Linked DNA regions of Homo sapiens: region 1 is linked to region 2. Evidence: read pairs that join two places in POLR2A ChIA-PET (ENCODE). Cell type or tissue: B cell. All regions are shown on one strand. Region 1 holds the start of ZGLP1 (zinc finger GATA like protein 1). Region 2 overlaps CDC37 (cell division cycle 37, HSP90 cochaperone).

Region 1 (4,000 bases), 82 kb before region 2:
TCACTCTGTACCCCCGCCTGGAGTGCAGGGGCGTGATCAGGACTCAGTGCAGCCTAGAACTCCTGGGCTCGACCGATCCTTCCGCCTCAGCCTCCCGAGTAGCTGGGACTTACAGGCACGCGCCACCACGCCGCTGGCTTGCCATAATATGATTACGATTTTTATCATTTTCATTATTATTGAGTTGCCCTCCATAACCCCTGGATGATCCCTGGGGAGTGCCTACATCAGCCCCAGAGACATGGAATTGCATGGCCTCTGATCCCTAGATGACCCCAAGTGTCTCTGGGCACCAGAACCTCTTTGTAAGTTTCAGTAACTATTATAAAATTGCCACTTCTCGATAACCCCAGCAAAGAGAGGTCATGACCCCTTGATCACTGAGCCAGGTGGTGAAGTGCTAGCGGGGTCCGGGGAATGGGGTTTGGCCTTACGCACCTCTCACTGATTCTGCAGCATCCTGGGGTCCTCGGCTTCTCCTGGGAGGGGGATCCTCCCAGCCGCTCCAGGTTCAGACAGGGCGGCGCCAGAAGCTTTGCTGGCATTGAGGAGTCCGGGATTGGCTCGGCCTCCATTGCGCCCCAGCCCAGCCCCCTCCCTAATTTCACCCGGCCCTGTCCCGCTGGGCCCACCCGATGAAACCCACCTGGGAGGGGCGGGACCTGTGTGGTGGGAGCGCTCTTGGTAGAGGATGCGATGAGCCCCAGCTGAGAGCGACCAGCCTCGGCGGCACCTTTCCTCTTTCTGGCTTTTTTCAGGTCATCCGCGCACCCCTGCGTGGCAAGGGCGGCCTGGACCCCACCAAATCCCTCCGCAGCTGCCGGGGCGGGGCCTTCCACGCTAGCCCTCCCCCTCGGAAATGGGGGCTCCCAGGCCTCTGCCTTGGATCCCCAGCGGCATCTTAGATCCCAGAGGGAAAAGAGAACCGGGGGCCCAGCACAGCAGATGCAGGTGTGGTTTGTTTTTGTTTTTGTTTTTTTTTTTTTTGAGACAGGGCCTCACTCTGTCACCCAGGCTGGAGTGGAATGGCCTGATCACCGCTCCACTGCAGCCTAAATCCCCTGGGCTCAAGTGATCCTCCCACCTCAGTCTCCCGAGTAGCTGGGACTACAGGCACTTACCACCACTCCACGCTAATTTTTACTGTTTTTATAGAGACGAGGTCTCGCCATGTTGCCCAGGATGGTCTTAAGCTCCTGGCCTCAAGTGATCCTCCCATCTTGGCTTCCCAAAGTGCTAGGATTACAGGTGTGAGCCACCTGTAGACCCCAGATCTGTCCCCCAAGGACACTCAACATGCTGGGGCCTGTGTTATCGATTTATTGCAGCTCCAATATGAGTCCACTCCTACTCAAACCCTGATTCTCAGGGGCCTGGGGAAGGCCACCCCACTAGGGGCCCTGTCCCCACCAGAGCCTGGACATGGGACTCTCTCCCAAGCAGGGGTGTTGTCCTTCACAGGGGCTTCCACGTCTCTCCCGGGCCTGTCCGCACTCTGGGCAGGGCTGGCACCTGGCTATTCCCTCAATCTGGGCCCTGGGGCCATGGCAATGTGGAATGGTCCAGGTGTTCATGTCAGTGGGGCTTGGGGACATGGCCATCCACGTAGAAGTTCCTGGTGATCTTGGGCAGGGTGAATTCCGCTCCTTCCAGCTCCGGTGTCAGCACAATCTGGCAGCCCAGCCGCGAGTTCTCCTGGAGGAGGGGGGCCATGTCTAGCATGTCGTCTTCCCTAGGGTGGTGACACGGGCAGTGTTAGCCGAGGGCAAGCTAGCTGGGTGGGTGGGGGGCCAGAGGTGGGGGAGGGAGGAAGCTGACTGAGCGCAGGGGGTAGTGGTGGGGGAGGCAGCTCCCATTCCAGGAACTGGAAGTGGGGAGGATGGTGGGGGCTGCTGAATGCTCCAGGGTGAAGCTGCCAGCTAGACAGGGCTGACCCACTCACCTCTCCTCGGGAGGAGGCAGGAGATCCAGGTGGTCTTCACTCACATACACATGGCAGGTGGAGCAGGCCAGGGAGGCTTCACAGGCCCCTAGGGGTGGGAAGTGAAGGGGGCGCAGGTGAGTGGCAGAGTCAGGAAGGGGCTGCTATGCGAATGGCGTAGAGGAGTAGACCTCTCTTCCACCACGTGCCTCACGTCTCCCTCCTGGGCCTGCAGCTCCACTGTGTGTACCAGGCACTGTGTCATGTCCTCAATGTCCTCAGCTAGCTGTTCCCCAGTGTGTAGGGTTTACAAACGGACATCTGGGAGGCCCCATTTCCCAGGGACTCCCTAGCAGGCTGAGATGCAGAACCATTAAGGAGCAGGGACTTGGCTGCCAGGTAGCTGAGAGGGGAAAGGCCAGGCAGGCTCCCCGCAGTCTGTGAGCCCTTGCTGTGACCCTATCACTGTGCTGGGCTAATGTGTCCCCACCTCTCCACTGCTCTTGGAGGATGGACCGGCTGACTCAGCAGTCAGTGTGGTGGGGGAAGGAATCAGGCATTAGGATTTTGTTTTTTTTTTTTTTGAGATGGAGTCTTGTTCTGTTGCCCAGGCTGGAGTGCAGTGGCACGATCTCGGCTCACTGCAAGCTCTGCCTCCCGGGTTCACGCCATTCTCCTGCCTCAGCCTCCCAAGTAGCTGGGACTACAGGTGCCTGCCACCACGCCTGGCTAATTTTTTTATATTTTTTTAGTAGAGCTGGGGTTTCACCATGTTAGCCAGGATGGTCTTGATCTCCTGACCTCATGATCTGCCCGCCTCAGCTTCCCAAAGTGCTGGGATTACAGGCGTAAGCCACTGCACCCGGCCAGGATTTTTTTTTTTTTTTTTTGAGACAGGGTCTCACTCTGTTGCCCAGCCTGGAGTGCCATGGCTCAGTCATAGCTTACTGCCTCAACCTCCCGGCTCAAGCGATCCTCCCACCCCAGCCTCCCGAGTAGCTGGGACTACATGTGCGCACCACCACACCTGGCTAATTTTTTTTTTTTTTTTTTTTTGAGGTGGAGTTTCGCTCTCTTTGCCCAGGCTGGAGTGCAATGGTATGATCTCGGCTCAATGCAACCTCTGCCTCCCAGGTTCAAGTGATTCTCCTGCCTCAGCCTCCCAAGTAGCTGGGATTACAGGTGCCCACCATCACGCCCAGCTAATTTTGTATTTTTAGTAGAGATGGGGTTTTGCCATGCTGGCCAGGCTGGTCTTGAACTCCTGACCTCAGGTGATCCACCTATCTCGGCCTCCCTAAGTGCTGGGATTACAGGTGTGAGCCACCGCACCTGGCCATATTTTTTTTTTTTTTTTTTTTTTTTGTAGAGACGAGGTTCACCATGTGGCCCAGGCTGGTCTCAAACTCCTAAGCTCAAGCAATCTGCCTGCCTTGGCTTCCCAAAATGCTGGGACTACAGGCATATGCCACTGCACCAGACCAGGAATTAGGGTTGAAAGAGACAGAACCTGAAGTTTTCTGCTGACCACCTGCCCTTGGTCACACCCCCACATCCTCTGATCACAGAGACCGGTGCTTGGGGATCATGTCCCTCCTGGCCTAAAACTTTCCAAAGGGTTTTCACACTCAGAATAAAATCCAAACTCCTTCACTTAGTCTTGCAGTTCCCCCATCCCCCTCATTCATTCCTTTGTTTTCCTTTGTAATTTTTTTCTTAGAGATGGAGTCCCGCTCTGTTGCCCAGGCTGGACTGCAGTGGCGTGATCTCGGCTCACTACAAGCTCCGCTTCCCGGATTCACGCCATTCTCCTGCCTCCGCCTCCCAGAGCAGCTGGGACTACAGGCGCCTGCCACCATGCCTGGCTAATTTTGTTTTTGTATTTTTAGTAGAGACAGGGTTTCACCATGTTAGCCAGGATGGTCTTGATCTCCTGACCTCGTGATCCGCTCGCCTCAGCCTCCCAAAGTGCTGGGATTACAGGCGTGAGCCACCACACCTTGCCAGGCCACTTACCTCTACTAGCCCGGCACAGTGGCTCATGTCTGTAATCCCAGCACTTTGGGAGGCCAAGGCAGG
Region 2 (4,000 bases):
GCTGGAGAGTGGAGACAGTGGAGAGGCCAGGGAGGGCTGGGCGGGCCCCCCAGGCTGGGCCGAGCAGCGCAAGTAGAGGAAGTCAGGAGCGGGCGAGATGGCATCTATCTGTTTTCTGAAAAGGGGCACATAGGGGCCTGGAAGCAGGTGGCGGTGGTAGCTGGGGCAGGTCACACACTGACATCCTTCTCATCGCCCGTCTTGGGAACAGCTTCCAGTAATGGGTCCCCAGGACCTGCCTCCTCTCCCTCCTTGGCCTCGCTGGCCTTAGAGTTGGGGACCCAGAGGCCAGAGTCAATGCAGCGCTGCATGTGGTACTTTGCGTCCTGTGAGGAGAAGGCAGGCAGATGAGGTGGGGCCGCCAGCCGGTGGTCCCCGTTGTCCCCGTTGTCCCTTGCACATCCCCAAGCTGGCTTCCTGCCTATTGATATTTTACCTATTTGAGACGGAGTCTCACTCTGTCACCCAGGCTGGAGTGCAGTGGTGCAATCTCGGTTCACTGCAACCTCCACCTCCCAGGTTCAAGTGATTCTCCTGCCTCAGCCTCCCAAGTAGCTGGGGTTACCGACGCCTGTCACCATGCCTGGCTAATTTTACTTTTAGTAGAGATGGGGTTTTGCCATGTTGGCCAGGCTGGTCTTGAACTCCTGCCCTTAGGTGATCTGCCTGCCTTGGCCTCCCAAAGCACTGAGATTACAGGCGTGAGCCACCGTACCCAGCTGGAAATTTAAATTTTATTTAACTTTAATTTAAATTTAGATAGTGCAATCTAGAACAAAAGCCAGCAAATTTTTTTTTGGTAAAGGGACAGACTAAATATTTCTGGTTCCGTGAGCCATATGGTCTCCATCACGACTCAACTCTGCTGTGGTAGAGCAAGATCGGTTGTAGATGATAGGGAAACAATTGAGTGTGGCTTCTTTGTTCTAATAAAACTTTATTATAAAGACAGGCAGTGAGTCTGGGAGCTGCGGTTTGCAGAACCTGGTCTAGATGGCTATGCCCATAGAAGCTTCTAGAAACTCAGGGCCAGTCCTGCAGCTAGACCCATTTTACAGACGAGAAAACCAGTGTGATCAACCAGTGAGCCAAGTGGTAGGAATAGGATCAAACAGTGTCCTACTTAGATTCAACGTCTATTACCACTTCCAAAAATATAGCCAGTGAGACCTTGTCTTTATAAAAACATAATTTAAAAAAAAATTAGCTAGATGTCATGGTGTCAGCCTGTAACCCCAGCTACTTGGGGAGGCTGAGGTGGGAGGATCACTTGAGCCTGGGAGGTCGAGACTGCAGCCTGGGTGAGAGAGGAAGACCCTGTCTCTCAAAAACAAGTAGACAAAATCCAATTAACAGCCAGCGTTTACCAGCCCCTGCCATGTGCTCACCTCCCTTTCCCACGCATTTTGTGAGCTGATATTGAGAGAAAATGTGGTTTGGATAAGGAAACTGAGGCTGGACTCAGTCACAGTAACAGTGACAGTCACGAAGGACATGCGCTCAAAGCTCAGCATTTATCTGCTGGATACTGGGATACAGTAGGTGCTCAATATATGTGGGTGTGTGCCAAGGTGACACGACCCCCCTTACTCCTTGGAGAAGCCTTGGAGGGGCACTTTCACCAGCCGGCTTCAGAGACTTGGGACACAGGGCTGGGGGAGACACACGGCCCGCCGGGAAGGCATGGGGCGCGGGGGTTACTCACGGTGGGGTCCATCTTGCTGATGGCGTCCTGCAGCATCTGCACGTCCTTCACATCGAAGCACTTCTGGAGTTCCTGGGGGTACAGAGGGGCTGGGGTCAGGGGCTGGGTCCCTGTGGCCCTGGGGGGTCCCGCTCAGGGTCTTCCTGCTGCCCGCCTGGGCCGGGGAGCCCCACCTCAGGGAGGGACTCGTAGACCTCGACGGGGTCCAGGCCGCCGGGGCCGAGCCGCTTCTTGCGCTCCTCCTCCTCGTACTCCTTCATGGCCTTCTCGATGCGCAGCTTGGCACGGCCCCGCACACGCTCCTTGAAGGCTTCCAGCTCGTCGTTGAAGCCCTCCATGTACTGGCGATCGGCTGTCTATGGGGGTTGGGCAGTGCTCACTGGACCTGGCCCAACGCTCAGGAGGGACTGGGGGGCCCAGGACCCTCCAGCCACAGCTCCTCAGAGGCGCCCCACGGTTCCCCAAGTCTATTCCTGACCTACATGAAGGGCTCCCCAAGGCCTGGGCTCCCCCGCCGGGGACCTCATCTGGCATTTGCCAAAGACCACCTGCTTGGGAGCCCTGCTCTACTGCAGATCTGAGACACTCATGTCCTCAGTGTCCCTGCATGGGCACCTCTAACTCAACATGGCCACCTCCCAGCCTGCCTTGTCCTTGGTCTCCCTAATCTCGGTAAGGATAGCCCTGTTCCTCCAGGTACGCAGGTTAAAAATCCTAGAGGCTAGGCCGGGCGCGGTGGCTCACGCCTGTAATCCCAGCACTTTGGGAGGCCGAGGCGGGCGGATCACGAGGTCAGGAGTTCGAAAACATCCTGGCTAACACGGTGAAACCCCGTCTCTACTAAAATACAAAAAATTAACCGGGCATGGTGGCACATGCCTGTAGTCCCAGCTACTCAGGAGGTTGAGGCTGGAGGATCGCTTGAACCCAGGAGGCGGAGGTTGCAGTGAGCCGAGATCGTGCTACTGCACTCCAGCCTGGGCAACAGAGTGAGACTCCATCTCAAAAAAAACAAAACAACAACAACAAAAAAACCCTGAGGCTGGCAGGCACCTGTAATCCCAGCTACTTGGGAGGCTGAAGCACTAGAATTGCTTGAACCCGGGAGGCAGGGGTTGCAGTGAGCTGAGATCACGCCACTGCATTCCAGCCTTGGTGACAGAGCAAGACTCTGTCTCAAAAATGAACTAAAACCCAAAACCCTAGAGGCACCCTCACCTTTGTCCTTTACCCACATATTCACCTGGGTACCTTCAGCACATCCTACTGCTCCCACATTTTTTTGTAATGCAGTTTTGCTCTGTCACCCAGGCTGCAGTGCAGTGGCAAACCACAGCTCAAACTCCTGAGCTCAAGTGATCCTCCTGCCTCAGCCTCCCAAATAGTTGGGACTATAGTACTCAGTCACCAAGCCTGGCCTGACCTCCACTTTTATTTAATTAATTAATTTATTTATTTATTTATTTTTGAGATGGAATTTCGCTCTTGTTGCCTAGGCTGAAGTGCAATGGCACGATCTCGGCTCACAGCAACCTCTGCCTCCCAGGTTCAAGCGATTCTCCTGCCTCAGCCCCCCGAGTAGCTGGGATTACAGGCACACACCACCATGCCCGGCTAATTTTGTATTTTCAGTAGAGATGAGGTTTCTCCATGTTAGGCTGGTCTCAAACTTCCAACCTCAGGTGATCTGCCCACCTCAGCCTCCCAAAGTGCTGGGATTACAGGCGTGAGCCACTGCGCCCGGCCTCCACTTTTAAAGTCTGGCAGAATCTGCCCACTTCTCTCCTCCTCCCTGGCCCCACCCTCTCCTGATCTAGGATGCGGTGACTGGAGGGGCTTGAGTCCCAGTGGAGAGGAGTCGGCCTTACCTAGAGCATTGTGGGCTGGTTCCCTGGGGAGGGGGCCTCCAGCCACCTGGCAGCTCAGGGACCCTACCTTAATCTTAGTGAAGAACTGCCGGAAGCAGGCCCGGGGGTCCACCTTTAGGCTCTTGGCCAGCTCCAGGATAAATTGCATGACGATTGTCTGGTGGGCCACCTGCTCCATGAGTGCACATTTCTGCCAGGAAGAACAGGCACAGCGTCACCAAGTGGCGGCCTCATGGCAGCGCCTTTTCACAGTCCCGGGGAAAGCTCCACTCACCTCCTCCACCTCTAGGTCAATGCACCAAATGACCAGGTAATTGGCTGTCTCCTCGCACACCAGGTGGACGTTGTCTGACAGGTACTTTTGGCTGTCATCCCAGCGGCGAAGCATGCCTGTGGGAAGATGCTGGCAAGGTGCTGGAGGGCCCTG

Evidence for each region. Peaks named below come from ENCODE experiments on the same cell type or tissue, not always from the same donor. Only the 100,000 strongest peaks of a DNase experiment are listed, where the experiment ranks them.
Region 1: POLR2A ChIA-PET joins it to region 2 with 6 read pairs; 16 of 35 experiments call an interaction of 5 or more read pairs at or near these places.

Annotation. Positions count from the first base shown.
Region 1 is chr19:10,308,911-10,312,910 of GRCh38, forward strand. It overlaps ZGLP1 (zinc finger GATA like protein 1), which reads right to left and starts at 905. Exons shown (of 5, transcript NM_001409033.1): 1 at 439-905. The coding sequence starts at 575. FDX2 (ferredoxin 2) reads right to left here. Exons shown (of 5, transcript NM_001397406.1): 4 at 1,943-2,030; 5 at 1,135-1,732. The coding sequence ends at 1,576. It overlaps FDX2-ZGLP1 (FDX2-ZGLP1 readthrough), which reads right to left. Exons shown (of 9, transcript NR_176052.1): 4 at 1,943-2,030; 5 at 439-1,732. In B cell, no CTCF peak of the experiment used is centred here; no DNase peak of the experiment used is centred here.
Region 2 is chr19:10,391,381-10,395,380 of GRCh38, forward strand. CDC37 (cell division cycle 37, HSP90 cochaperone) reads right to left here. Exons shown (of 8, transcript NM_007065.4): 4 at 3,848-3,963; 5 at 3,641-3,763; 6 at 1,879-2,061; 7 at 1,706-1,777; 8 at 1-326. The coding sequence ends at 171. Among named protein-coding and RNA genes, the nearest start is that of MIR1181, 10 kb to the right of the region's middle. In B cell, no CTCF peak of the experiment used is centred here; DNase peaks (open chromatin) are centred at 161, 1,751 and 2,241.